Regions from separate parts of the Homo sapiens genome. Here region 1 is linked to region 2. Evidence: chromatin loops called from intact Hi-C (ENCODE). Cell type or tissue: K562. All regions are shown on one strand. Links, peaks and the distances in the headings refer to the core of each region. The heading gives the core; the rest is flanking DNA. Region 1 overlaps CFAP20 (cilia and flagella associated protein 20). Region 2 overlaps CFAP263 (cilia and flagella associated protein 263).

What was found. Peaks named below come from ENCODE experiments on the same cell type or tissue, not always from the same donor. Only the 100,000 strongest peaks of a DNase experiment are listed, where the experiment ranks them.
Region 1: a loop joins it to region 2, with 1.8 times the contacts of the local background. A loop is called at or near these places in 2 of 110 quality-filtered maps.

What each region holds. Positions count from the first base shown.
Region 1 is chr16:58,111,953-58,126,989 of GRCh38, reverse strand. It overlaps CFAP20 (cilia and flagella associated protein 20), which reads left to right. Exons shown (of 6, transcript NM_013242.3): 2 at 10,039-10,118; 3 at 10,838-10,949; 4 at 11,533-11,721; 5 at 12,070-12,180; 6 at 12,960-13,398. The coding sequence ends at 12,965. Among named protein-coding and RNA genes, the nearest start is that of CFAP20, 9.9 kb to the left of the region's middle. In K562, for the core only: CTCF peaks have their summits at 999 and 4,895; DNase peaks (open chromatin) are centred at 4,919 and 5,669; H3K4me3 peaks cover 259 bases.
Region 2 is chr16:58,258,396-58,274,503 of GRCh38, reverse strand. CFAP263 (cilia and flagella associated protein 263) reads right to left here. Exons shown (of 9, transcript NM_014157.4): 4 at 15,981-16,108; 5 at 14,570-14,650; 6 at 11,964-12,119; 7 at 6,918-7,025. Among named protein-coding and RNA genes, the nearest start is that of CFAP263, 17 kb to the right of the region's middle. RefSeq lists an enhancer at 9,265-9,559. In K562, for the core only: no CTCF peak of the experiment used is centred there; DNase peaks (open chromatin) are centred at 8,743 and 9,413; H3K4me3 peaks cover 448 bases.

The DNA.
Region 1 (15,037 bases), core at 1-8,000, 140 kb after region 2:
AAGCTAATTTTGTGTTTCTAACTCTTCTTATTTAGACTCAATTGAAAAATATTTAGAATTGAGGATTTTTCCCCTCTTGGGGCAAGGGAAGGAAAGAGAAGAAAAAGGAAAGTTTGGGGCCGTATCCCTCAGCTTTGTCGTGTGTGCTTTTTCTCAGCTATGTCTGCATAAAGTGCTGGAAATTCAATCCAGTAGGGGGAACACTGGGAATTGATGTACTTATCAAAGATTTATTGAGCGACAGCTTAGTGACAGGCTTTGTGTAGACTTGGGAAGATAGAGAAAATATTTTTCCTGCTGCCAGGGACTAAGGCAAAGTTGTAATAAGGACAGAGTTTGTGGGGAGGTGAGGACTGTCTACATTTAGCTAGACATGACCTTGACTTTTGCCAGTAGGTATATATTGACTGTGGTACCTATTTATAGTTATTTTTATTTCAGAAAACTTTGTTGTTTTCTTTCATGAGTATATATAGAGAGAATTTCTGTTCGGTTTCTATGAAGAATCTTGAGAAATTTGGTTTGACTTTTGTTTAGGCTCTGTCTGCATAGAAGTGAACGCTGTATTCACAGTACCAGTGAATTTGCAAGCTTCCCTTTTGTGAAGATGGCTTGTTCGTTAGTGTTTGTCACACCGGCAATTTATTTGACTCTCTGAAGCTCACAGCCCCTCCCCTCCATCTCATCCTTCCAATCTCAACTTAAACATTCTTTTCATTGAGAACTTGAGTTAAGCCTCATGGGTGTGCCTGTGGCTGGCAGTTTTCTATTGTAGATCGTCCACTGGACTGCAGGTTCCTTAAGCAGAAGAACAGTACCTTACCGAAAAACCTCAATGCTAGGGCGTGGTCAGACACCTTGGATTTGCATCCTGGCTGTGCTGTGTTCCAGTTGTGTGATCTTAGCTATGTCCTTAACCATTCAGTTTTCTCGTCTATTTCTCACGGTTATGAAGATTCAATGAAGCTGTATATAAAGTCCTTAGCAACAGAGTTACAGTATATGTAGTCATGCACCACATGATGGCGTTTCAGTCAACGACAGACCTTACACATGACAGTGGTGCCATAAGATTATCATGGAGCTGAAAAATTCCTGTCGCTTAGTGACATAATAGTTGTTCGTTAAGTCAAATGCATTACTCGTGTTTGTGAGTAGGTGTAAACCAACCTACTGCACTGCCAGTCATGTAAAAGTATAGCATATACAATGATGTTCAGTGCCTAACACTTGATGATAAATGACTATGTTACTGGCTTATGTATTTACTATACTCTTTATCATTATTTTATTGTATTTTATTTTTCTGAGACAAGGTCTTGCTGTTGCCCAGGCTGGAATGCAGTAGTGCAATCAGGGCTCACTGCAGTCTCCATCTCCTGGGCTCAAGCAATCCTCCCACCTCAACCTCCCAAGTAGCTGGGACTACAGGCCCTCACCACCACACCTCACTAATTTTTGTATTTTTGTAGAGACGGGGTTTCTCCATGTTGCCCAGGCTGGTCTTGAATTCCTATGCTCAAGCAGTCCTCCTGCCTCAGCCTCCCAAAGTGCTAGAATTACAAGCATGAGTTCCCGTGCCTGGCCTTATCATAATTTTAGAATGTACTCCTACTTAACAACAAGAACAAAAAGTTAACTGTAAAATAACCTTAGGCAGGTCCTTCAGGAGATATTTCAGAAGAAGGCAGTGTTGTCATAGGAGATGACAGCGCCATGTGCGTTATTGCTCTTGCAGACCTTCCAGTGGGACAGCATGTGGAGGTGGAGACTGTGATTGATGTTAATGATCCTGACCCTGTGCGGGCCTGGGCTCATGTGTGTGTTTGTGTCTTAGTTTTTAACAAAAAAGTTTAAAAAGTTAAAAAAAGAAATAGGAAAAACCTTATGGAATAAAGATATATAGAAAGAAAATATTTTTGTGCAGTTGAACATTGTGTTTTAAGCTAAGTGTTATTACAAAATAGTCTAAAAGTTTTTAAAATTTTTAAAGTTTATAAAGTAAAAAAGTTCCAGTAAGCCAAGGTTAATTTATTATTGATGAAAGAAAAATATTTTTAATAAATTTAGTGTAGTCTGGCCAGGCACAGTGGCTCATGCCTGTAATCCCAGCACTAACTAAATAACTAAAGCACAGTGGCTCATGCCTGTAATCCCAGCACTAACTAAATAACTAAATAAAATAAATGTATTGTAGCATAAGTGTATTGTGTTTACAAAGTGTTCAGTAATGTCCTAGGCCTTCACATTCACTCACCACTCACTCACTGACTCAACCCAGAGCAACTTCCAGTCCTGCATGCTCCACTCATGGCCAGTGCCCTATCCAGTTGTGTCACTTTTTATCGTTTATACAGTACTGTACCTTTTCTATGTTTAGACACACAAATACGTACCATTATGTTACAGTTGCCTACAGTATTCAGTACAGTAGTATGCTGTACAGATTGTAGCCTAGGGGCAATAGGCTATACCATATGGCCCGGGTGTGTAGGATGTTGTACTGTCTAAGTCTGTGTAAGTACACTCTGATATTCACACAGCCATGGAACTGCCTAATGAGGCATTTCTCAGAACGTAATCCCATCCTTAAGCAATGCATGACTGTAGTTAGTACTTTATAAGTAATGACATACAGAATTAAATATGGCAGGGACTGAGGAATTTGCTCAAAACTAAAATAAGATGTTTGAACTTAGCCCACCATCCAGATTTCTAGGAATAGGAAGTACTGTAAAACCAGACTCCTGAAATGAGAAGAATTTAGTTGTTGCACCGTGGCTCGCCCAGCCCTAAGCCCTTAATGTGGCTCTAAGGCCACATAACCCATGCTCTGGCACCTGCTTCACTTGTTCTCCAGGCGGGACTCACTTCACCCGGTTCCCCCTCTTAGTAGTAGCCTCCTACTGAATTGAAGGAAGTCCTGTTCTCTCACCTTCAAGCTTTTGCACTTCCTGGTCCTTCTGCTGGGCGCTGCCCCTCACCACCCCACAAGCCTCACTCCCATCTTTTCATTAGGCTCCAGTCACAGTTCAAAGGCCTTTCTCAGAGTGACCTTCCTTAACTCTTCAGGGTAAGTTAATTTACTTCTTTCTTATCACACTTGACATTATTAGCTTCTTAAGGTCTGTATTCCTGGCTATACAGTTTCCTGATAGAAGCTTTTGTAAGTTTCTAAACCAACAGCTTAGAAGAAATTAGGGGTTTCTTTAATGTTACCTTGACATCTGGGACCAGCAAATCTTATATTTATTAAAAGACTCTTACGTTTAATGTAAACATTACTTCTGGTTGTAAGGAAAATACCAGGAGGTTCTGTTCCCACTTATACTTGTGTAAAACATGCTGTAATTTTCAGTCTTTTTTTTTTTTTTTTTTTTTTTTTTTTTTTTTTGAGACAGAGTCTTGCTCTGTCCCCCAGGCTGGAGTGCAGTGGCACGATCTCGGCTCACTGCAGGCTCCACCACCTGGGTTCACGCCATTCTCCTGCCTCAGCCTCCGGAGTAGCTGGGACTACAGGCGCCCGCCACCACGCCCAGCTAATTTTTTGCATTTTTAGTAAAGATAGGTTTTCACCGTGTTAGCCAGGATGGTCTCGATCTCCTGACCTCGTGATCCGCCTGCCTTGGCCTCCCAAAGTGTTGGGATTACAGGCGTGAGCCACTGCGCCCAGCCAATTTTCGGTCTTAATGGTAGTAATCCTGGCTGGGCGCAGTGGCTCACGCCTGTAATCCTAGCACTTTGGGAGGCCAAGGCGAGCTGAGGTCAGGAGTTCAAGACCAGCCTGACCAACATGAAGAAATCCCGTCTCTACTAAAAATACAAAAGTTAGCCGGGCATGGTGGCACATGCCTGTAATCCCAGCTACTCGGGAGGCTGAGGCAGGAGAATCACTTGAACCCGGGAGGTGGAGGTTGCGGTGAGCCGAGATGGTGCCATTGCACTCCAGCCTGGGCAACAAAAGCAAAACTTTGTCTCAAAAAAAACAAGATAGTATCCTAAAAGTACATGAGATGAGATTGCATTAATTCATGAAAACGCCTTTGTCTGTCTTTCCTGTCACCCTGTCTTTCTCTCAGCTGCTGCTGTTTCTCCCCTACTCCAAGACTAAATATTAGACCAGAGTCTTCTGCTGTTGCTGGATAGTGTTAGATTCCCATGTCCTGTTCTAATTTTAAAAATAAAGTCTCTCTTCAGAAAAAATTTCCTACATTCTAGTTTTTAGTTAGCATGCCTTGTTGATAAAAATTAAATTGGTGCTGTTTTCAGTAGTAGAATTGAGTGTATTTGGACATAAAGGTGGTAAAACTTTTTTTCTGACTTGGAGAATGTTCTTCATTATTCTGAGTCAGGTTTTACTGTAATTGAACGAAGACATGGTTTTTTGGTTTTGTTTTTCTTTTTTTTTGAAACAGAGTCTCGCTCTGTCACCCAGGCTGGAGTGCAATGGCACAATCTCAGCTTACTGCAACCTCCTCTTTCTGGATTCAAGCAATTCTCCTGCCTCAGCCTCCTGAGTAGCTGGGATTACAGGCATGCGCTACCACACCCAGCTAATTTTTTTGTATTTTTAGTAGAGATGGGGTTTCACATGTTGCCCAGGCTGGTCTCAAACTCCTGATCTCAGGTGATCCTCCCACCTCAGCCTCCAAAAGTGCTGGGATTACAGGCGTGAGCCACCGCGCCCGTCCGAAGACATGGGTTTTAATTACACTTGCCTTTTCTTAGCTGTGCACATAATTGTCCTTACGCTGACTTAGGGGTTGTTGGTGTATGCCCAGAGTTGCTTGTCTGCTGTCTGGATAGCCCCTGTCAAGTACAGCGAAGGGAGTGAAGCCTTTGACCCTTGGAGCCTGGGAGTCTGAGTCGGAGCTATGCTCAGTTCTCCCCACAGGGGTCTCCCTCTGCCTAATTTCTGTCTGGGAACCCAGCCCTTAACCCAGTGCAGGAACTTTCCTGCTGAAATGGACAGCTCTAATGGTTTAATGTAAATTAGAGCATGTGTCATTAAAGCTAGGATGCCAGATGGCTGAGGGTTCAGCTGCCTGCCAGGCTGAGTGGGTGGGGCCAGAAAAATGAAAGTTGGGGGAGGGAATGGATACAACTCATGTTATTTTTAAAGCAGTCATAGAAATATACAGCATCCACCAGCTCCCTCCCTATCCCAGTAGTAGTATTTTTTTTTTCCCTCAGCTTGACCCACCTCCCTGAGGCTTACATTGCGGGGAGGGAGAGAAATCGGTGTTCTTTATTAGTTGCCCTAGCAACCATGGAAAGCCTGGGAGAGTGATTGTAAGACTGGCCTGAAGCTTTGGTCACCTCTGTTGTCTGCAGAGGCAGAGAACCATTATGATCTGTAATTGCCAGTAACTGGATTCTGAAGCTCTTTGAGTATCTCCAGCTCATGGGCAGGGGAGGGGAAATTAATGAAATAAAACAATATTGGCTTTAGATTTTTATTTTTATTTTATTTTTTTTGAGGAATAAAGCACTCATAGGCCACACTTTGATAGTGGGAATGTGTCATGAATGAAAAAGAATTAACAAATCAAAAACAGTCGGCTCTTTGTGATCTAGAGAAGGACAGAACATGTTAAAACCTGCTTCCGCCATGAGCAATAAATGCTGAGCAGTTCATTTTATCTTCATCCCAAAGCCACGCCTGCCCAGTGACCTCTGAACTGGAAGGAGCTAAGGAAAGGACGTTGATACTTTCTGAGACATGTATCTTCCTGTATGCTGTTTTCAGAAGCTGGTTTTAGGAGACGGTTGCTTTCCTGGAAGACCTTTATAATATTAGGCAATGACAGCCACATGGCCAGGGTGGTGGGGAGCCTTTGCCCCAAATTGCCTGTCGCCTCTCCCCTTTGATCCTAGTTTTAGAGCCTAGAGAAGAGGCTTTGGGAAATTACCCTCTAATGCACATATCTGATTGATCGCCCTTACCACCTCCACGCTACTCTTTTCCAGTGAGTTTGTATTTGCAGCCCTTTAAACTTAATAAAGGAGAAAAATCACAATTCACTAACAAATCCACTTAATTTGATTTCAAACCTCTGGAGACTTTTCACATGGGGATACTTGTGTTTTTCTTCATCGGGGGTTAAACAGTCTCTTGGGGAAAAGCTCTGTTTAGTTTGTCTTACCACCAGCCAGGTTCAAAATCTAGAGAGACTGATGGGCATTCCTTCAACAAAGTTGCCTTGACCCCTCCAAGTTCCCTTGTTTTGTGGAATACATTCATTCATTTTGTAAAACTTAAATTTGTGAGTGTGTTTGTTATCTAGTAACACTGGGAGAAAAAGAAATCTCTTTAGTAATTTATTGAAAATCCAACTAAAAGTTAGCTTGCCTCTGGGCAGAAGTGCAGGAATACTACAGTCTATCCAGCTTCCAGCCTGCATTGGCTTCTGTGTGCATTGTACGGCTTTGTTTTCTTCTGTGAAGACCTGAATAGGTCATATCTGCTGGAGTTCCAGGGAAGTCGTAAACTTTGAGATGGGCAGAAGGCAGATTCCCTAACATTTTCTCCCTGTGAGATCTGGCTGGTCTTTCTGGAACTGAGGGAGGCCTCTTGTTGACACTGGCCAGAGAGAGCTTGAGTGATGTGAAATTTGAGGGCATGCTTTAAATAAGGGTGGATCAATAGCAACATGTTGCTTTTTAGCAATAGCAGTTTTCAGGCCCAAGTTACTTCTTAATCCTGTCAATTTAACTGTCTATTTGCTCTTTGCAGTTTGTCCCGTTTTAAAGAATGGTTATGTTATTGAGAATAATTAGTGGTGTGTTATAAAAGTAGTGTTTGCATCTTGTTGGAATACTGCCAGCTCTTATCAGTAGGGCTGCTCGCATTAGTTGGAAATGATTTCTTCATTAATTCCTTCTTCACTGAATCTGCTTGGTTTTCCACAGAAAATACAGGAGGAATATCGCCACTTAGGTTGGGAACATGAGATGGCGAGTGAGGTGGGCACTTAGGTTGGGAACATGAGATGGCGAGTGAGGTGGGCACTTAGGTTGGGAACAGTAGATGGCGAGTGAGGTGGGCACTTAGGTTGGGAACATGAGATGGCGAGTGAGGTGGGCACTTAGGTTGGGAACAGTAGATGGCGAGTGAGGTGGGCACTTAGGTTGGGAACATGAGATGGCGAGTGAGGTGGGCACTTAGGTTGGGAACAGTAGATGGCGAGTGAGGTGGGCACTTAGGTTGGGAACAGTAGATGGCGAGTGAGGCGGGCAGTAGTGGCGTATTCTGCACAGACCCAGGCCTTTGTGCTCTTAATCTCCTTGGAAAGGGGCCCAGAATTCAAAGCAGGAGGGCATTGAACATTGCCAGCTTTGTTTGAGAATCGTTTCAATGTGACGTTTTGTGTCTTGAGAGCCTAAGAAATGCTCCATTGGCAGGGATTGGGGTCCCGTCTAGCCCAGTATTCTGTCTCTGACAATGGGCACCCATTTGTGGAAGCATTCTTCATGCTGGCGGCCCTGTGGGCTTTGTGATATGCCCCAGATCTCTGGCTTCCTATAATAGTCCACGGGGGATGTGTTATCCAGGAATTTTTAAAACCCTCCTTGAACCTATTCATATGTGCCAGCTCTTAGGGTGACAGATTCCAGAAGTCAGCAAATATTTGAACGCTTAGTTTATGGCTAGCACTGTGCTAAGCATTGTCGAAGATAGAAATGATGCTTCATAACTGGTCTTGGCTCTTGCTTGAGCTTATTCTTTTTTAAGGAGACAAGACTTGGTTGCAGTTGTGGAAAAGGTGGGCAGTGACATCAGATGTCACCTTTAGAACACCAGGCAGACCATGAGTGGATCAGACTCACAGTGACAGAGCTCACAGAGACTAATGTCTAAAAACAGAAACATATTATTAATAATTTATGTTGAAAAATAAAACTACCAGACCCAACACTGATTTATCCCCATATGCAAGTCTAATAGCCAAATCGTAATCAGCAGGCTGATGAGTGAACAAGAGGAGCTTTAGTCAGTGTGATTGAGTCATTGATTATGGCAGCCTAACACAGCCCTTTCCACAAAGAAAGACCGTATGTTTGTCTTTCTGATGTCTCCTGTTCTAAACCTAGTTGATCTTTTTCATATGTTATTCCATTCAGCCCTAATAGTCCAGCCTTGTTTTTTTGTTTGTTTGTTCATTTTTGAGACAGGATCTCACTCTGTCGCCCAGGCTTGAGTACAGTGGCACAATCACGGCTCACTGCAGCCTCGACCTCCCAGGCTCAGGTTATCCTCCCACCTCAGCCTCCTGAGGAACTGAGACGATAGGCACGTGCCACTACACCTGGCTAATTTTTTGTAGAGATGGGGTTTCATCATGTTGTCCAGACTGGTCTTGAACTCCTGAGCTCAAGCAGTTCTCTCGCCTCGGCCTCCCAAAGTGCTGGGATTACAAGCGTGAACCACCATGCCTGACCCCAGCCATGTTTTTTTGGTTTTGTTTTTTTTTTTTCGTTTTTTGTTTTGTTTTTTTTGAGATAGGGTCTTGCTCTGTCACCTACTCCTCTAGGCTGGAGTGCAGTGGCACAAACACAGCTCACTGCAGCCTGGACCTCCTGAGCTCAAGTGATCCTCCCACCTTAGCCTCCCAAGTAGTTGGGACTATAGGCACACTACAGGTGCACGCCACCACACCTGGCTAATTTTTTGTAGAAACAATGTCTTACTATGTTGCCCAAGCTGATCTTGAACTCCTGAGCTCAAGCTATCCTCCTGCCTTGGCCTCCCAAAGTGCTGGGATTACAGGCATGAGCCACTGTGCCTGGCCCCAGCCCTGTTTTGAAAGTGCCTTTGCATATCTCTGTTCTGTCCATATTAGTTGCTTAAAAGTTTAATGCTTGAAGATAATTGTTCTTTCCTAAATATTTTGAGAGGAGGAATCTGTATTGAATATTGATTCCTCCCCATCATCTACCTCCTACATATGCAGCAAACAATACAAAACAATGTAGGATGAGGTGCTAAATTATGTCGTCTAGACAACATGAGCCAGAAAAACAAATCAGAGAAAAGAGAGGTCAGTGTGGGCTGAAAATGCTAAAGAAGGCATCTGTGTGTGGCACAGATGGGAATTGAATTCCTGCTTTAAAAAGTAGAAAATTAGGCAAAAGCAGATAGGGAAGCATGAAGCAGGATAACTCCAGGGGAGGAATGCTTTCACTTTTTGTTGCTGCCCTCCTCAGTAACACTCAGCTTTTCTTTGGCTTTTCTGGCCAAAGAAATATACAAGGCAGGACGGGCGCAGTGGCCCATGCCTGTAATTCCAGCACTTTGGGAGGCCAAGGCAGGTGGATCACAAGGTCAGGAGTTCGAGACCAGCCTGGCCAACATGGTGAAACCCCGTCTCTACTAAAGATACAAAAAAAAAAATCGGCTGGGCATGGTGCTGCACGCTTATAATCCCAGCTACTCAGGAGGCTGAGGCAAGAGAATCGCTTGAACCTGGAAGGCAGAGGTTGCGGTGAGCCAAGATCGCGCCATTGCACTCCAGCCTGGGCGACAGGGCGAGACTCCGTCTCAGAAAAAAGAAAAAAGAAAGAGAAAGAAAGAAATCTACGAGGCAGTATGAGGCAGTGGAAAGGCTGCTGAATCCTTAGTCTCCTACTTAGGGTTTGGCATTTGCAGTTCCGGGGTGCCAATGTCCACATTTGTAAAATGAAAACAGTATCACCTGCCTTGTTGTTTTTATTGTGTGAGGCTTAAGTGAGAAGGGGATGTGTGTGATATTCCTGGTGCATAGTAGGCATTCAGTAGATATTAGCTGAATCTAAATTGAGTTGATGTATTTGGGGAGAAGTTTCCCCAGATTTAGGGATTGCCAAGTTACCTGGGATTCCCTTGGTGGTTGGTGTGACCCTGTCTAGAGGTAATAGCTTGGCTTACTTACATATAAGCTTCAGTGTGCTGTGTCACAAATTTCTTTGTACGCCTCTTGGGCTACCGTGGTTTTCTTTAAATAGTCCTATTCAGCCTTGTCAGATATTTCAGTACTAATCGAATTTTCTTTCTTGTAGGTACGGAATGGCCACATCAAAAGAATCACTGATAATGACATCCAGTCCCTGGTGCTAGAGATTGAAGGGACAAATGTAAGGTAGGTTGCCACCTCTGTTCTCCCAGAGACATCATATACTAGGGAGGCAGTACGTCATAGAGGTTAATAGCACAGACTGCGGAGTCAGAGTGCCGGATGTGAGTCTATCTCTGCCACTTAGAGCTTACCATGGGCAAGTTACTGAATCCCCCAGACCTTAGCATACTCATCTGTACAATGGGCAGAATAATAGTACATTTTCCTTATAGGGTTATTGCGAGGAGTAAATAAATGAATATATATAAAACACGTAAAGCCTTGCTTAGCACATAGTAAGCACGATGTCAGTATTAGCTATATTATTAACCAAAGTGTGTGTTGGGGTGGGGAGTGGGCAGTGTTGTACAGCTCATCCAGTGGGTGGACAGTGTGGTTTTCAGTGCCATAGAGGTCTCAGTTTTGGTTTTCTGTCATTCGATGGCTCCCCTGGACCAGAATTGAGGTCTTCTCTCACTGGAGGAGCTTCTAAGATCCACTGTCTGGCTTTGTTTTTCAGATATTTTATTGCTGCTGTCTAGTCCTGTGTTAAGCTTTTGTTTCTGGGTCCAGCGTTTGTTAAAGCAGCCGCTGACTTAGGGCTGAGGGATTCACTGGGTGGCGTGTCTGAATCTTTTAGATCTGCTTTCCAGTGTATCCTCTTGGACCGTGTGTTATTGTTGTGCATACCACAAAGGAAGAGAGTCCAGGAGTGTGTTTATTAGTATTTCCTCTCTCTACAGCACCACATATATCACATGCCCTGCAGACCCCAAGAAGACGCTGGGAATTAAACTTCCTTTCCTTGTCATGATTATCAAAAACCTGAAGAAGTATTTTACCTTCGAAGTGCAGGTAAGTATGTGTACATGAATGTGTCCACTCTTGGCTATACCAAAGTGATAGCCTTTGAACTGATGGGAAAAAGTGACCCTACAAAGTATCTTTATCCTTTTGCATGTATTCTTTTCTGCTTCTAGTATAAGCCCAGTGCAGTCCTTGTTATGTAAATTTGATATTAGTAATAAAATTTAATCAGGTTTTTAAAGAAACAGCACCTAGAAAACCTAGTAATTTCAAAGTGTCAGAGTTAGCGTGGTATCCATTTGGGGAGTGATTATTTAATAGTGGGTGGCTGTTCTGTTTTAGTATTTCTGATTTTTCAAAAGGAAGAACATTTATATACTCTATGGTCTGAGAGCCTGCTGACTGTGTTATATGTCATAAGCAGCTGGTGTTGTCTTGGCAACAAACAAGATAAACTTGCTACTTCCGGGCCATCTGCATGCAGTGTATGACCTGTGTCTGGTCTGTTTATTTTCCTCTAAGTCTCAGCCTTGGGAAAGCAAGCTGTGGGAATTCAGGTCCTTGTCTGGACAAGGTTGTGTGCTTCTTCCAAGACAGAGCTAGTGTGATGCTTCTTCTCTGTATTTCACAGGTACTAGATGACAAGAATGTGCGTCGTCGCTTTCGGGCAAGTAACTACCAGAGCACCACCCGGGTCAAACCCTTCATCTGCACCATGCCCATGCGGCTGGATGACGGCTGGAACCAGATTCAGTTCAACTTGCTAGACTTCACACGGCGAGCATACGGCACCAATTACATCGAGACCCTCAGAGTGCAGGTACTGCTCCTTTCCCAGATAGAGCCCTGGGTTGGGGATAGGGCACACTGCGTCTAATATTGGCTTGTGGCCCACATAGCAGAACAGTGTGGGTTTCTGGCTTCAGTTGCCACACTGTCCAGGGAGCTTTGGCCTCACAAAGGTCCAGGAAATATTCAGAAGTCGGGTCAGGTATAGAGGTGAATACAGCAAGTAAGACCTCCCTCTTGCCAGAATCCATCCCTAAGACAAGCCAAGGAGATGCCGGAGATGACGCGTTTCCAGTCCTGGAAGAGGGCCTCTAGAAGATTCAGGAAAAGGGGGAGAACAGTCACATTTCGCCTCTCAAAAGAAGCATTGCCTTGACAGATCCATGCAAATTGTCGCATCCGACGGGTTTACTTCTCAGACAGACTCTACTCAGAAGATGAGCTGCCGGCAGAGTTCAAACTGTATCTCCCAGTTCAGAACAAGGCAAAGGTAAGCCAGTCTTCCCCAGAGGAAGGTCCACCAGTGAGTGGGGGGAGCTGTGTTCCTGGAAGGTGCTCTGGTCTAAGAATTCAGCTGCAGAGCCTCTCTGTGTTGACACTTTGGGGTGCCTTTATATCGCAAGATCTTAGGTCTCCTTCCAGCACTGAATCAGGAATGCTCCTGTGAAATACTCTGTTACTGCTGTTTCCCCTCTCCACGGTGAGAGGGGATGAGGCACTTCCTACTACTGGCTCACAGAACTTCAGAAAATATCTTAACTTTTTTTTTTTTTTGAGATGGAGTCTTGCCCTGTTGCCCAGGCTAGAGTGCAGTGGCACGATCTCAGCTCACTGCAACCTCTGCCTTCCAGGTTCAAGGGATTCTTGTGCCTCAGGCTCCTGAGTAGCTGGGATTACAGGCGCCTGCCACCATGCCCAACTAATTTTTAATTTTTATAGAGACGGGGTTTCACCATGCTGGCCAGGCTGGTCTCAAACTCCTGACCTCAAGTGATCCGCCTGCCTCGGCCTCCCAAACTGCTGGGATTACAGGCGTGAGCCACCGTGCCCAGCCCCATCTTAACTCTTAATCAGCCCAAAAGTATTATCAGCTGATAGGTCCCTGCTAACACAAGGGTGGGTGCTTCCCTGCCTGTGTGCTGCAGATGTGTGTCCATTCTCCACAGTCACTGTCCACTCAAGTGTCACCAGAGGCAGGGGGCCTGTGACACTGACCATCTATTTTCTAGTAACTTAAACTGATGCCACTTCTCTGTTTTTTCCCTTCAGCAATAACTGGAATTGTGACTCGAGGGATAGACCCCTGGATGTGACTCTTCTTTTTAAAAGGAAACTATGTGGAGGACGATGCAAAAACATATTTATCTTAGTTTGCTCTGCTGTAGTTCTGTTATTTATACTTGGTGTTGCTTGTCATGGACACCGGTGAACATGCCGTAACTCTGTGACTGCATTGTAAGTGCAGTGGGGGTAAGCAGTCCTGTGAGTGGCGCATGAACGCTGGAGCTTATTCCGCCGCCTGCCCCAGTGTGGGGGGAGATACCTTTACCATGAACTTACAGAATTAAAGATGGCCCATAAGGAATTCCAGACCAATATTTCTTCCTGCGGTTTATTCTATGTTTTATATATTATCTAAATATATGTATATGCTGTGTCATACTCATAATCTGGAAATGAATAAAGTGATATATTCCTGGTTTGTAAATTTGTTCCTAGTTTGTCTTTTTTCATGGTGATGTTTGTTTCCTTTGTGATATGAAAAGAGAACTATTTCCATTGAACATCTTATACATTTCATGCTGTGAAATGTCTTGTATTAAGTATCTAAAGAACAAGACATATTATGCAGCTGACCCTTGAACAACACAGGTTTGAACTGTGCGGGTCCATTTATATGAGGATTTTCTTCCACCTCTGCCACCCCTGAGACAACAAACCAGTCCCTCCTCCTCTCCCTCCACCTCCTCCTCTTCCCCTCCTCATCAATGTGAAGACAACAATGATGAAGACCTTTATGATGATCCACTTAATGAATAGTAAATATATTTTCTCTTCTTTATGATTTTCTTAATAACGTTTTCTGTAGCCTACCCTATTGTGAGAATACAAAATACAGTATGTAATTCATACAAAATATGTGTTGAATGGCTGTTTATATTATCAGTAAGGGTTCTAGTCAACAGAAGGCTATAGTAGTTAAGCTTTGGGAGAGTCAAAAGTTATACATAGATTTTTGCATAAGGGGGTCGGTGCCTCTAACCTCTGAGTTGTTCAAGGGTCAACTGTATAAACTGGTTCAGAACAACTTTGAAGACTAAATGGGAAAAAAAAAATAGTATGTGACCAGTGGAATCATCTTGCTAGGGGTTGGGTCCTAGGTTGAGCTTAAGACAGAATGACATAGTCTAAATTGCACCTAAAGCATTGGAGCAGATCACCATTTCTCTATTTGAGTTCCCGCTGAAGTACTACTGGCCTTGAATGTAGGGACTTAAAGAAAAATGTTTCTTTTTTTGAAACGGAGTCTCACTCTGTCGCCCAGGCTGGAGTGCAGTGGCAACATCGCAGCTCACTGCAAGCTCCTCCTTCTGGGTTCACACCATTCTCCTGCCTCAGCCTCCTGAGTAGCTGGGATTACAGGCGCCCGCCACCACGCCCAGCTAATTTTTTTCTATTTTTAGTAGAGACGGAGTTTCACGGTGTTAACCAGGATGGTCTTGATCTCCTGACCTCATGATCCGCCCGCCTCGGCCTCCCAAAGTGCTGGGATTACAGGCGTGAGCCACTGCGCCCGGCCAGAAAAATGTTTCTTTAAACGCTGGAATCGCATGAGGGAACTGGAACCTTACACCACTTTTCCCACTGTGCTTATTCTGGGCAGATGCCTGTTGAGTGGAATGACACTGGCACTATTGCCTGCTTTTTTCTTTTTCTCTTTTCTTTTTTTTTTGGTTAGGCACAGATGAATTTGCAAAAGTTAAGCACTGTATATGATACAACTCTACCACATGCAACATTTCTGAGGGGAAAGCAATTTGAGGGCAGAGAAAAGCACTTATCAGCATCCCCCTATTAGGTGGTGTCCTATATGATCTTGAAGGACACACAACTAATACAGTGATTACCTGGGCAGAATGATTTTGTTGTGTTTTTTTAAATCACTTGTATACTCTCTTCTACTATTAAAAAAAACAATGTTTTTGGCCAGGCGTGGTGGCTCACGCCTGTAATCCCAACACTTTGGGAGGCCAAGGCAGGCAGATCACTTGAGGTCAGGAGTTTGAGACCAGCCTGGCCAACATGGTGAAACCCCATCTCTACCAAATATAAAAAATTAGCTGGGT
Region 2 (16,108 bases), core at 4,923-12,922:
CACCAGGTCCCTCCTTTGACAAATGGGAATTACAATTTGAGATGAGACTTGCGTGGGGACACAGAGCCAAACAAAATCAGGCTGTAAATCAGAGGGCTCTGGAATGCTGCCCAAGGGGACTCTATTTGGAACAGAGATGGGGAGCTCATGCCTAAGAACTGTGTGGGAAACAATGGAGTTTTTTAAGGTAAGCAATTTAGAGGAGGCTGGTAGTTCCATAATGTTAGTAGCAGCAAGTAAAATAATAAACCAGCTATATGTTTAACAGAACAGCAAAAGAGACCACTAAGAAGAGCCCTCTGAGAGTTGGAGCAAGCCTCAAAGACTGGCAACACCTTGCCCCTGCAAAGGGTTCTGACTTTAATTGGATCAGAATGTAAAACAATTAATGTCTCAGGGTATTGTTGAAAGCAATAGAGCAATTAGCTAACAATTAATGAAGGCTGATGGCTGAGTGTGATGCCAATAGAGTAGACCAGCTGTAAGCTTAGTAGGAAGATGCAGAGTCAAAGAGAACTCAGCAGAAGCAACAATTATCCCTGGTCGTCAGGGCAATTGTATCCATGACTAAGGCTGTACCATGTGAGGAGAAACATTAGAGAGTACTAACAGCAGGGGAACAGATCTAGTTTACTGATCTAGTCCAGCCAAGTCACTAAACAAGTAACAAGCAAAAACAATGACAAGCCCAAGAAAGGGATGGGAGGGACCAATATCAAGAATTCCTATATCACCTAAAATATACAGCTTCCAACAAAAATTATGAGATAGGCAAAGAAATAAGAAACCATGATCCACCCAGGGAAGGCAAAATAAACTGCCTTTGAGGGACAGCAGATGGTGGACTTAGCAGACGAAGTCTTCAAAGGAGCTATTCAAAGAACCAAAGGAAACCATGTTTAAAGAATTAAAGTAATAATAATAATGTCTCATCAAGTAAAGAAAATCAACAAAGAGGTAGAAATTCATTTTTTAAAACATAGAAAATCTGGAATCTTTTCAATATGATGACTAAAATGAAAAAGTCACCACAGGAGATTGACAGCAGATTTAAGCCAGTAGAATAAAGCATCAGTAAACTTGTAGATTGATAGAGATTATGTAGATTGAGGGGCAGAGAGAAAAGAGAACCAAGAAAAATTAACAGTCTCGGAGAAATGTGGAATACCACTAAGTGTACCAACATACAGGTAATGGGAGTAACAGAGAGAGAAAAGAAAGAGAAAGGAGTAGAAAAAATTATTCAGATATAATGGCTGAAAATTTCACTAATTTGTTGAAAAACAGTAAGCTACACATACAAAGGGCTCAACAAACTCCAAACAGAAGAAATGCAAATAAATCCACACCCAGACTCATCATATTCAAAATGTTAAATGGCAAAGCAAAGAGAAAATATTGAAAACAGCAAGAGAAAACAATTCATTACATACAAGGGAAGCCCAACAAGATTAACAGCTGATTTCTTATCAGAAACAATGAAGGCCAGAAGGCAATGGGCTGAAAAGAAAAAAAACCTGCCACTCAAGAATATTATATCCTCAAAATGATCTTTCAAAATGAAAGCAAACAATCAACACACTCAGATCTTGGTTTCCAATGTCATTCTCAAATAAAAGACACCAAGCCTCCTTGGAGAAATGGTGGATTCTAGGACTGAGGCAGAAAATATCTAAGATGAGCCTAGAGCATCTTCTGGTGCCAGAAAGGAAGTGCTCAAAAAAAAAAAAAAAGCCATTAAGATGAAGAGATTCAAAGGGACACCAAATTCAACTGAAAGAGCTCCCAATGGCCAACCTGGAACAATTTGAGCAACAAAATAAATAATGTAATACAGTCATATGCCACAGAAAACATTTCGGTCAACAATGAACCACTTATGAAGATGGTCCCATAAGATTATAATGCCGTATCTTTACTGTACCTTTTCTATGTTTAGATATGTTTGGATACACAAATACTTAGCATTGTATTATAATTTCCTACAGCATTCAGTACAATAACATGCTTTTGTATGTAGCCTAGGTGTGTAGTAGGCTACACCATCTAGGTATACCATCATAGGGTACACTCTATAATGTTCACACAATGATGACATTGCCTAACAATGCATTTCTCAGAATGTATCCCCATCATTAAACAATGCATGGCTTATGATATTATAAGCCAACATACAAAACAAATATCTGGCCGGGTGCGGTGGCTCACGCTTGTAATCCCAGCACTTTGGGAGGCTGAGGCGGGCAGATCACGAGGTCAGGAGATCGAGACCATCCTGGCTAACGTGGTGAAACCCCGTCTCTACTAAAAATACAAAAAAATTAGCCGGGCGTGGTGGCGGGTGCCTGCAGTCCCAGCTACTCGGAGAGGCTGAGGCAGGAGAATGGCGTGAACCCGGGAGGTGGAGGTTGCAGTGAGCCGAGATCACGCCACTGCACTCCAGCCTGGGCGACAGAGTGAGACTCTGTCTCAAAAAAAAAAAAAAATCTATGAGTGGAAACTGATATAAATAAATGATGTTAAAAATAAATAAATGGAGGAGAATAGATAAATCTCCTATACAGAAGAATTCCAAATAAATTATGTGGAGCATAAATCCCCACTCCTTAAGTATGGGCTGTACATAGTGACTTCCTTCCGAAGAGTACGGTATGGAAAGGAGGGAGAGTAACTTCACAGTGAAGAAATCTATAACATACTATCCATCTAGGTGATCAAGGTTCACATCAATGATGAGTCATGTTGACAGTAGACTCCCTTGATATGATGTGATGTGAATGGCACTTTATGTCTGTGGTCTTCCTCCTCAAAACACATAAACCCCAATATAATTATGAGAAAAATATCAAACAAATCCAGTGGAGGAACATTCTACAAAAACCTGACAGGTACTCCTCAAAACTGTCAAGGTCATCAACATCAAGGAAATTCTGAGAAACTGTCTCAGCCAAGAGGAGCTTAAGGAGACATAGCAGTAAATGTAATGTGGATATCCTGGGTGGGATCCTGGAACAGTTAAAGGACGTCAGGTAAGAACTAAGGAAATGTGACAAAAGCACAGACTTTGGTTAATAATACTGTATCAATACTGGTTCATTAATAGTAATAAACACATTGTACTGATGTAAGAGGTTAAAATAAGGGAAACTGGGTATGAGGTATATGTTGGTTCGCTGTACTATCTTCACAATTTTCCTGTAAATCTAAAATTTCTAAAATAAAAAGTTTATTTTTGAAAAATAAAGGAAAAATAAAGACATTCCCAGATTAACAAAAACCTACAGAAGTCATTGCTGGCAGACCTGCCTTACAAGAAATACTACAGGAAGTTCTTCAAGCTGAAAACAAGTGATACCAGACAGGAATATGAAATCAACATTAAAAAAGTAGTGCAAATAAAATTAACTGTATAATAGGTAATTATAAAAGACAGTATAATTGCATATTTCTTCACTTAACTGATTTAAAAATCAAATGTATAAAAATACATATATAATTGTATTTGGGGAACTATAACATATAAACATGGAGTGCATTTGACAGTAATAGCACAAAGGAGGGAGGCTGAAACAAAGCTGTATTTGCATAAGAAACGCCAGATAGTAACTCAAATTCACAGGAAGAAATGTAAATAAAAAGGTTAATACGACAAACTCTGTAAACATATTTCATCTCCTTTCTTCTTTCAGCTTTTGAAATCCTCGCTCACACTATTTAAAAAATTAACTCAAAATCGATTATAAAACCTAAACATAAGAGCTAAAATTATAAAACTCTTAAAAGAAGACAGAGGAGTAAATCTTCATGATATTGGGTAAGGCAATGGTTTCTTATATATGACACCAAAAGCACAAGCTCAAAAGAAAAAAAATGGATAAACTGGACTTGTATCAAAATTAAAAACATTTGTGTTGCAGACAAAACTATCAAGAAAGTGAAAGAAAATCCACAGAATGGGAGAAAATATTTGTGAATCTTATACAGATGATCCTTAACTTACAATGGGTCACCTTAAGTTTTTTTTTTTTACTTTAAGATAGTGCAAAAACAATACACATTCAGTAGAAACCATACTTCGAGTACCGATATAACCCTTCTGTTTTTCACTTTCAGTACAGTGTTCGATAAATTACATGGGACATTCAACATCCTATTATAAAACAGACTTTGTGTTCGATGATTTTTCCCAGTTGTAGGCTAATGTAAGTGTTCTGAGCATATTTAAGATAGGCTAGGCTAAGCTATAATGTTGAGTAGGTCAGGTATGTTAAATGCATTTTTAACTTATGATATTTTCAACTTACAATGGGTAAGTTAAAAAGATAAATAACCCAATTATAAACTAAGCAAAGGACTTGACTAGACATTTCTCAAAGAAAGATAGACAAGTGGCCAATAAGCACATGAAAAGATGCTCCATGTCATTAGGGAAATTCAGATAAAAACCACAACGAGCTATCACTTCATAGCAAGTAGGATGGGCATTTTTTTAAAAAACTGAGAATAACAAAGATGTACAAAAACTGGAACCCTCTCATACATTGTGGGAATACAAAATGGGGCAGCCACTTTCAAAAACAGATTTGTAGTTTTTCTAGGTGTTAGACACAGAATTACCATGTATAACCCACAATTCCACTTTTAGGTGTATGTCCAAGAGAAAAGAAAACACGTCAAGGGAAAAGAAAACATGTATCCACAGAAAAACTTGTACCAGAATGTTCATATCAGGATGACTCATGATAATCCCTAAGTGGAAACCCAAATGTCCACCAACTGATGAATGGATAAATAAAATGTGGTCTATCTACACAACGAAATGTTATTCAGCCATAAAAATAAACAAATGATACATGATACAAGTGAACCTTGAAATGTTATTCCAAGTGAAAAAAGCCACTCATAAAAGACCACCTATTGTATAATCTCTTTTAAATGAAATGTCCAGAATAGGCAAATCCACAGAGGCAGAAAGTAGATTAGTGGCTGCTGAGAGCTGGAGGGTGGGAGTGGAGTGTGGGGAATGGAGAAGGATCTTTTCTTTTCTTTTCTTTCCTTCCTTCCTTTCTTTCCTTTCTTTCCTCCCTTCCTTTCTTTCCTTTCTTTCCTCTTTCCTTCCTTTCTTCTTATAAATAAATGTATTTAAGTAGTTTTTTTTGTTTTGTTTTGTTTTGAGACAGAGTCTCCCTCTGTCACTGAGGCTGGAGTGCAGTGGCACGATCTTGGCTCACTGCAACCTCCACCTCCTAGGCTCAAGCAATTCTCCTCCCTCAGCCTCCCGAGTAGATGGGACTACAGGTGCCCACCACCATGCCTGGCTAATTTTTTATTTTTAGTAGGGCGGGGTTTCACCATGTTGGCCAGGCTGGTCTTGAACTCCTGACCTCAAATGATGTGCCCACCTCAGCCTCCCAAAGTGCTAGGATTACAGCGTGAGCCACTGCACCTGTCCTGTGGGGAAGGATTTCTAATGGCTGCAGGGTTTTTTCCTGGGGTGATGAAAATGTTCTAAAATTATTGTGTTGATGGTTACACAACTCTGTGAATATATTATAATCCACTGAACTGTACACTTTAAATGGGTGATTATATGGCATATAAATTAAATCCCAATAAAGCTATTTTCAAAACGTTAACAAGAAAACTAAAATATACTAAGCAATGAATGTCAGGCTTTAAAAAAAATCAATTTTAAGTTTTACTTGTAATCTAATAACTATCAACACAAGGAAAAAATAAATAAGGACCATGGCAATTCTGCATTAAGAGAGTTCACAGGTTTTTGCTTTACCTTTGCTACTTGCCACTCTGTACTGAAATTGGGGGTTTTTTTCAGAAGGTATTGGTTGTCCATCGAGAAAATGATGTGCATGTTATGACAAAACTTAGATGTGAATAATCCTGTGGCTTTGGGGCTATTGTAGGCAAATTTGGGGCAGCACAAGACAATGACACTAATAATCATACAAACAGTTTTAGAGTTTGACAAAGCATCATTATATGTGGTCCTCTCTAGCCACTACAACAAGGGCAGTAGATCTATTTCACAGATGTGGAAACAGTCCTGTCTATTTAAAAGCTTGTTCAAGACCAGAAATTGGCAGCACCAAACCTGATGCCAGGCCTTCTGGTCATGAGTCCAGCACTCTTTCTCCTGTGCCCTCCCCAAAAAGTTCTCTTTGCATCATATCCTATGTGCATTTAAGTTAGGGAAATTCAGCTATCAATGCTCAGCAAAGTAATGAGAGAGGTAAATTGCAATTTACACAGGCAAGGAGCTCAGATGACTCCATTCACCTCTTCACACAGTGACCACAGGCCTTGGAGTGAGCCCAGGACAGAGGTCACAGGTCTGCTGTCCTTCAGCCGGTCTCTGCTGCAGGCCACTCAGGATGTAAGTGTACAGCCTGGGTATCGGCGAGATGTCGTATGGTTATGACCTCTCTCTCTCTCTCTCTCTTCCTCTCTCTCTTTCTTCTCTCTCTCTTTCTCTCTCTCTTTCCTCTCTCTGTCTCTCCTTTACATCAAACATTCTATTTTGGCATATGCACTTTTTTTCCTATCAGGTACATTACTACGGGCATTAAACATTTTTCCTGGGGTTGTAGACACGAAACATCGAATATTGTACTTTATGGGTCACTTAAGGAATTCCCAAATGTTATTTGGACTGTACGAAATTTTTGTTTTCTGAGCTGACTCTAGAACCCAACCCAGCAGTAAAATGCGACACACCTGGACTGTAGGTCTCCAGGTGCCACTTTGTGCTTTGATGGCCCAGAGCTATTTTGATTTTTATTGTCTAGGCTTTTCTAGATAAACCAGCAAGGTGGCTTAGATCTTGGTGGACCTTGACTCAAGCCCTTATAAACACAAGGAGACAAACATCAGAAATACCACATTTTGCTCTCTCCTACCTCCTCTACTTGTAGTGTTTCTTTTTCAATTTTTTCAAGTAGCTCTTTTCTCAGCAAGATCTCCTTGTCCAGATTGAGGTATATTTCCATTGCCTTGTGAAGCTTGCTCTGAAATATAACAACACAGCAAGTCTTGAGCTAAGATGACCTCTCAGAACCGCAGGAAGGGGAGACATCTCTTTGTTAACGAACAGAAAAGCAGGACCATCCAGAAAGTCCAAATTGCCTTTCTCATGGTTGCCCAGATTTTCCAAATCCTGATGTCTGAGAACTGGTGGGGGAGGAGAGGACCTTGGAGTCTTGGCCTCAGCTGGAGAGGCAAAGAAGTCAGGCACACGGGGACCTAAATCCTGCCCTACTACTCACTAAGGAGATCTCTGGGGAGGTCCCAGAACCTCTCTAAACTTGGGTCCAGTCACCATGTAGGGTTGTGGAGAGGCTTACAGGAGACAGCCTGGTAGAGTGCTGAACACAGTGCCTGGCACATGGAGAACATACGACAAACAGCTGCCATGACTATCTCATGTGGATGGAGCGTGGGGAATACTCCTCATGAGGTGGGTGCTACTGCTATCTCCATTTATAGGTGAGAGAACTGACCTTTAGGGAGGTAAAACCATTTCCCCAAGGTCACAGAGACCAGGGGGAGCCGGGAATTGAGCCCATACAGAGATTCCACAGCCCACAGGCTCCACCACCATCTCATCGCCTAACGAGGCCGGACCTGCTAGTTTTAGAGGAGTCCTGCAGGAGCACAGCCTTGCAGATTCCCACTGCATCATCTGCCCTTCACTGGCTTCTGCAGGCCCCACCCCTGCTTCTTAGATTGGCCCCCTTTTGACCACTCTCTGTCAGTGGGGAAGAGTCATCCAGAGGAGCTGGGATGTGCTTTGCTGGGCAGAGGAGTGGGCCAAGGGAAAGACGCAGTGATTTGGGGAGCTTGCTCAACAAACCCTGAAAACCCACCCACCAGGCACCAGTCCCTGCACCAAGCACTGGCCAGTGAAGCAAACTAGGCTCTGCCACCAGAAGGCTGGCTCACAGCCCGGACAGTAGGGGAGAGGCAGTAAAATAATTTCAAGAAGAAATGTAAGACTGCAATTGTGCCAAGCTGTGAGAATGCCAGGACAGTGGTTGGAGAAGGTTTTCCTGAAAAAAAAAAAAAAAAAAAAAAAAAAAAATATATATATATATATATATATATATATATATGCTGGAAAGAGAGCTGAAAGATTGAATCAGTATGTCTAGGTGAAGAGAGAAGAGAACATTCCAAGCTAAGGAAAGAACTGAAGAGAGGAGGATCTAATAGGAGCTGGGAGAGTGGGTAGAGAGCAGCAGGGCCACAGTCAAAGTGAAGGCAGGAGGAGGGGGCAAGGGCATTGCCCCGGGGTGTCAAAACAGAGGAGCCTAGAACCACCTGCCTGGGGGAACTTCTGGCACCCAGGGGCCATTCTCTTCCCCACTCCTATTTTCAGACCTCACTTCTTTAAGGCTCATTTCCTGTTCCATGTCCTGCATGAAAGTTGCTCTGCTAAGGAAAGCAAAAGTGAATGAGACCACACTGATGGGGTCAGACGTGGGGCCGGGGAGATGGGGCAGGACTTTGCCGCAAGTCCAGCAATTCAGGTGGGAGGAAGGAGAGTGGAGGGAAGACAAGCGGTCACCAACTTAGAGCGGCAGGGCAGGAAGGAATGCAGGTACAAGAGCAGCAGCGAGGCCATCACTGGCTCTGCCGGGGCAGGTATCCACGAAGGCTGATGAGAGCGAAATTGGTGATGCTGAGTCAAGATGTGGGTCCCTTGAGGAGGCCACTTCTGTAAAGGACTGCATTCACTTCCTATCGCTACATAACAAATTACCACAGACTTTTGTGGCTTAGAGCCACACCCATTTATTATCTCACAGCTTCCATAGGCCGGAAGTCTGCGCACAGTGTGGCTGGACTCTCCCCCATGGTCACATCTGGCTGAAATCAAGGTGTCCGCCCAGAGCTGTGGTTCTTGTCAAGGGCTCAGGGTCCTCTTCCAAGCTCACTTATTGTTGGCAGAAGGCACTTCCTTGAAGCTGTAGGACCAAGGCCCTTGTTTTCTTTTGGGCTGTCAGCAGGAGGTCGCTCTCAGCTCCCAGAGGCCCCTCTTGAATCCCTTCCATGTGGCCCCTCTGTCTTCTAGCCCACAATGGAGAAGACCTCCTCCAGCCATTTCTCCTCATGCTTCACATCTATGACTTCCTCTTCCAGAGAAACTCTGTTCTTTCAAAGGACTCGTGTGATTAGATCAGGCCCAAGTGGGTGATCTCCCTGTCTTTAGATCAACTGTGCCATACAGTATAACCGAATCATTGAACAGAACAGAACTTAACTGAATCCATCATATTCACAGTCCTGGCCAGAGATTATACAGGGTGTAGACACCAAGGGCCAGGGATTCTTGGGGACATCTTAGAATTCTACCTACAAGGCCCCAGATCACTAGTTTACAGGCAGTCTGGAGTGACTCATCGCAGCTGTAGTCACATGCTTACATTTTACCAGACTCCAGCAGGCAGGGCTTGAGGGCATAAAGTCAGAGAAAAAGCTGCCACCTTGACTCAGGCTCACACATGAAACTCACAGAAGAGAAGAGCCCATTTCTGCCTGGTGCTGTCTAAATGCTGTACCCTTAGCACTCAGCCCAGTGCCTACCCTTGTGGAGGTATTGGTACTTTTGGTATAGAGGACAATTATTCTGCATGTCTTTAACAAGGTTTCACACTTCAGTGTTTGATATTTATTTCTTTATTTTCATTTTCTGATTGCTGGGAGAATGAATGTTTCATATTTATATCAAAGTGGCCCCTCCTGTCACCCTCCCACCCCTACCAAATACACACCTGTTCTGCAAGCAGTTCATTCGACAATATTGGCTAAGCACTTGCTTTAGCCAGGCACTGTCCTTGATGCTGGGGACGCAACACTTACTAGACAGAGCACCATCCTGGTGACACAAAACTTGCCTCCAAGAGGTGAAGAATCTTGCCCAGATGAAGCACCTCCCGCAGCAGAGCCCCCATTCAAGCACAGGCAAGGTCTGACTCCACAACTCAGTTGTTCTGCCTCCATTTCCCCCAGGAATGGCTCTCACTCTGCCCACTGTGGCCTGCGCTGCTGATCTCGGATACTGCAAGCAATCTGCACTGTGTGTTTAGACCCATCCTAAAGAGATCAGGCCCTGCCACCTGGCAGTTTGATTTTAAAAATCAGTAGCTCCATTTCCAAAACCCTTGGCTTTTCCCCCACAGGACCAGGCAGGCCCTGTGCTGCTTAACTGATTCCACAGGATAAGATCGAGGTCCAATGTGATCAAGTACAACCTGCTCTCCAGGCAGTGAGGGCCTGGAAGTCACAGGAACTGGCTTCCTCTATAAATAACAGTGATCAGATAAGCTAAAAACTGATGAGAGAAGCTAAAAGTAGAGGATCTGTTGGATGTTTATGACACATAAATTTCAGAATGCCAGCACATTGTTTTCTACGTACTTTATGCTGGAAAAGGCAGTAGAGTGGGATACACACTGAGTTAGGTGGGATGCATACTGGACTGGGAGTCCCAGCTCTTTTTTTCTTGAGACAGAATCTTGTTCTGTTGCCCAGGCTGGAGTGCAATGGCATGATCTCAGCTCACTGCAACCTCTGCCCCCAGGGGTTCAAGCAATCCTTATGCCTCAGCCTCCCAAGTAGCCGAGATTACAGGTGTGCACCACCACGCCCAGATAATTTTTTGTATTTTTAGTAGAGACAGCGTTTTGCCATGTTGGCCAGGCTGGTCTTGAACTCCTGGCCTCAGGTGATGTGCCTGCCTAGGCCTCCCAAAGTGCTGGGATTGCAGGTGTGAGCCACTGCACCCTGTCTACTTTGCATCTTTGACCCCCGGTTTTTTCATTTGTAAAAGGAAAATGTTGAACAAACATAAACTTGGTCTAAAGACATTCATATTCACATTTTTAAACTGTGTGGGCCAAACAAAGCCCACCTGCGAGCTACCTAAGCCCACAGCCACCATTGCCACCTGAGCACTATGCGAGGGGTCGGCAAAACTTTTCTGTAAAGGACCAGATAGTAAATATTTTAGGTTTTGCAAGCCCAGAAGCAAAATTGTGGGTATTGTGTACTTATATTAACAAGAGAAAAAAATCCTACCAATGTTTTATTGATTCAATTCAAAATATAAAAACTGAGTACAATACTGTAGAATATAGGTCTACTAATGAGAGAAATGGAATTTCTGGGGGAAGAAACCAATTTTGCTTCATTTGGTTTCAAGTTAGTGTTTTCTATAATCAAATTGGTTATAAAGGTTCTTCTGTAATATCATTCTTAGCTCACAGGGCAGTGGGTGGGGACACACTGGCCTGCAGTTGCTGAATACGGCATTAGATGGTCTCTAGCAGGGTGACCAGATAGCCTAGTCTGCTGGGGCCAGGCCCTTTGTGTGCCTATAGTCTCTGCTTAATTATTAATAGTGCCTCTTTTCCCTCCCAAAAGGGTTCTGTTTGGATGATAAATTATTTAGTAGTTTTCTGATTTATAGCTAAGACTGCTTTCTTTTGCAAGGTTTTAAGCAGGAAAGTGCTTATAATGTGCTCAAATTAAACAGGGCTCTAAATGTGGTTAGTTCTCAAAACTTGCCATGCATAAAAATCACTTGGGGAATTAGTAACAGCAATAAAAAACAAAATAAATAAGAGGCATGGCCCTCACCTCCTAATTCAATTAGTCAGGGTGAGACTAAGCATCTGTCTATCTATCTATCTATCTATCTATCTATCTATCTATCTATCTACCTATCATCTATCTATATGTTTGTTTGTTTTTTAAAGAAAAACTCTGGTTCTCATGCACAGCCAGGGTTGTGGGAGCATTCAGGGAATTTTAGGACACATGGCTTGACAGCGAGGGGGCACCCAAACGCTGTGTGAAACTGGAATGCACAAGAACCTCCCTGTGGCCAGAAAGGTGAGTGTGGAAAGCCTTGGGGGAGCCCTGGGTATCAGGGATGGCCTTACTTTGTAGGCATTGAGAACCTGCAGAGTGTTTCCAGATGACAGCTTTAGCTGGGTCAGTTCTTGATTCCTTGCTTCAATTGTCTCAAGAAATTGAGCGTTCTCTATCTTCAACTGCTGAAAATCAACATCGTGAAGGGCCTCACTCACCTCTTCCTTCTACAGCTCAGAAAGATGAAAGAAAAGATGATACGTCAGTTGTGATTCTGAATGTATGGCTCACATCTTGCAACTCTTGACAAGACTTTGGAGGTCAGTCATCATTCAGTCATTCAGCAAACACATATTGGGCATCTGTTTGGTCCCAGGCATGGTGTTAGGCACTGGGTGTAGAGATTTAAGTAAATACAATGTTCCCTGGCCCCAGGCAGTGCATATGAGGGTTTACCAACAAGCCATTGACTCAACAGTGTGGTGCAGTGCGATGTGTTGTTCGGGGGGCATGTGGGGGAGTGGGGGCAGAGGGCACACAGAAGTCCCTAAGCCAGGCCAGGGGAGGAAGAAAGACCGAGTCACGCACAGAGGGCATCCCACAGTGGGTGTTGCCTAAACAGGACCATGAAGGAAGAGTAAGAATCAGGCCATTTAAAAGTTGTTTTTAACATGAAAAACCCAGGACAAGCAGCCCACCGATTTCCCCCTCCTTTGATCATCTGATATTTCTGCACTGCAGTGCATGAGTGTATAAGGTTCCCTCCCTGACCTGGCCCACTTTACCAGCCCTGCCAGGTCTATGCCATTTTATATCTGTGGTAGACAACAGCCCAACTTGGGAACTGCTGTTCCTCACTCCCATGCCTCACTCATGCTGTCTGTGCTATCTCCTGGGATTCATCTTCTTCCCCTTCCCAAAACAACACAACTTCCTTAAGCCCCAGTACAACCATTCCTCCAGCTCCAATGCTCCCAACCTGTTTTCCACACCAGAGGGTGATCCCTCTCTCTGCTGAGCCCCTGGAAGCTTTAGCTCTGTGGTCCTTGGTATGTAGCTTCTGTATACAATTACACATATACACCTTTTCTCGTGACACTGCTGCCCACTAGTCTATGAGCTCGCAAGGGCAGGGCCCGTGTCTGTGTTATCTTTGTGTAGCAGCGGCATTAAGGTTAAAGATCATCCATCTACTCCCCATCTCCAGCTTAAAGCCCCTCTTCCTGATGCCCATGCTTGCATGAACCTCCAAGTACCAGGAACTGATGATCTGCAGACAGTTCCACTGGGACCACTCACGGCAGAATTTTTTCTTGCGCTGAACTCAAATCTCCTTCCTTGACACCTCCATCCACAGCCCCAGCTCTGCTCTCCCTTCCTGCTGCAGCCCTGAGCACTTGGAGACAGTGGCTGTGGCCCTCCTGGACCCTCTCTCCTTGGGCACATCAGTCCCAGGCTCTTGGATATGGTTTCTATTCCTGACATCTGGCTTGCTCTCCGATGTGAACTCTAGTTTACCAATTATTTCAAGGGTGGGGCTCACCTTGTGACATGACACTCCAGGTAGGGGCCGCTCAGACAGAGTAGAGAAAGGCTACCCCTTCCTTGGTCTGGGCACTGTGTTTCTATGAACGCAGCCTAGGCCATAGCATCACCACCACCTGAGCTGACTTTATCAGGTACTCTACAGCTAAGCCATCCTGTACCTGAACAGATATTTTGGGGGATCAAAAGTGCAGGGTGTTACATTTGTCCTTCATCACTTCATGCTGTTAAATCTGTCCCAGCTTGGTGAGGTCTTTCTGGATCCCGAGTGACTCAAGCAATAGTCCCCCAACATGTTAATTCTCCTGCCCAGTTTTGTGTCCTTGTCAGTAGCCCCCTTTGATGAGCATGCTACCAGTGCCCAAATTCAAGTTAATAATAAAAATATTGAGCTAGGAAAGGATGGAACCATGTTTGCCTTACTGCCTTTCATCAGGAGCCATTAGGGTCAGCTGATGGCGATGCTAGACACACCAAAGCACATATAACTGTGCCACCAGGCCATATTCCCAGAAAGGGCCAACAAGTATGTCTTGAGGGTCTTTTAAATTCACGCCAACTCTGTCTACAGAAAACCTCTGATTTGCCTGCACAGTCATCATATGAGTTTCCTGTTGCTCCTGTAACAAATCACCACAAACCTCGTGGTTTTAATGCAAATTTATTATCTTACAGTTCTGGAGGTCAGGAGTCTGAAATGGGTTGGGAGGCTCAAATCAGGATCTCAGCAGGGCTGCATTTCTTCCCAAGGCTCTAGGGGAGACTCTGTTTCCTTGTCATTTCCAGCTTCTAGAGGCTGTCTGCAGTCCTTGACTCCTGACCCCTTCTCCCTCTCATGAAAGCTCATCACTCTGATCTCTGCTTCTGTTATCATAGCTTCTCCCACCCTCCTGCTTCCCACTGATAAGGAGGGAGATTATATAGGGCCCACCCAGGTAATTCAAGACCATCTCCCCATCTCAAGATCCTAAATTAATCACATCTGCAAAATCCTTTTTGCCATGTAAGTTAATGTATTCACAGATTCCAGGGTTTAGGATATGGATATTTTGGGGTGGGGGTGGGAACCTTATTCAGCCTACCACAGTAACCTTAAAAAGAAACAGAGAGAGAGAGAAAAAGGACCACATACCTGCCTCAATTGTAAAAGCATTTTTTTCCTCTGAACTTTGAGAGAAACATTTTTCAAACGTAATTTCTCCTTCATATTATCCTAAAACATAAAGGCATATTTTAATGCATTTAATCCATTTCTCTCCTTTTTCCCATTGGTTTGAAAAGTGGATGGTTCTGGGGCTGCAAACCAAACCTTGAGCCCTAACATTCTGTCACTTATTTTAGGTCCTTTTACTTCTACTCAAGCTGGGGCTGGTATGACATTTCATGACCAAGAAGCAGAGGACACTGGTTTTGCACCATGCAAATTTTATATTGCTTTCAAATTCAAGATTATTTGGGTGTATGCTACTGTAGGGGCCTTTCCTGACAAAATGATCTTACGATTTTTTGGTCTTGTATTCCCACGGTAGTTTACATAATTTTTATTACTGTTAACATATTAGGATTAGTAATAACCCTACCTTGTCTCCAGGATCTAAAGCTTGACGTGTTGTAAAAATCTCTGGAAATGAAGGTTACCCCCCAAATTCTCCTTTTTTCTCATAACAGCCCAAGGTCCATCTCCTGATAACAAAGGATCTCAAAGAGCTTGAGATTCACCCAGTAATCCCAGCACTTTGGGAGGCCAAGGTGGGTGGACTGTTGGAGCCCAAGAGTTCAAGACCAGCCTGGGCAACACAGTGAGACCTCATCTCTATAACAATTTTTTTAAAGGTTTTTTTAAAATTTTGAAAAAGAGATTTACCTGTCCTACTCCACAGTCACCTCTCTAGATAGGCTGGACCAGACCAGTCTCATACCTTTCTCAAGAAAATATATCAGATCTTGAAACAAATAACAAAACAAAAAACAGAGATCAATCTGAGGTACTGTTAGTATACCTCCTGCCTGGCTGGTGTTAGCCTTGATAAACACGCATTTATTTATTTATTTATTTATTTATTTATTTATTTATTTATTTATTTTTTCTGAGACGGAGTCTTGCTCTGCTGCCCAGGCTGGAGTGCAGTGGCATGATCTTGGCTCACCGCAATCTCCGCCTCCCAGGCTCAAGCGATTCTCCTGCCTCAGCCTCCCGAGCAGCTGGGATTACAGGCACAAACACCTCGCCCAGCTAATTTTTGTATTTTTAGTAGAGATGGGGTTTCACCATGTTGGCCAGGCTGGTCCTCCAGCTCAGATGATCCACCCGCCTCAGCCTCCCAAAGTGCTGGGATTACAGGCATGAGCCACTGCACCTAGCCATAAACATACATTTTAAAACATGCATATACACATACACTTTCAGGGATGCAAAGAAAATCCGCATATGTGGGCAACATTTATGGTGGACCAAAGGGAGCTAGGCTGCTTCACATGGATGATTTCCATAACATCCCTGTAAGAATGTTTTTTCCCTTTCTAAGCTCTGTCTGCCAACTTACCCTCCGGCGGTTCATGTCCTCAATGTATTTCATCACTTTCTGAGTGGCCAAAATACTCCCTTTCTTCTTGGATATGGCTTTTAGAATATCTTTTTCAAACTCATGCACTTCTCTCGAAACTTCACTCC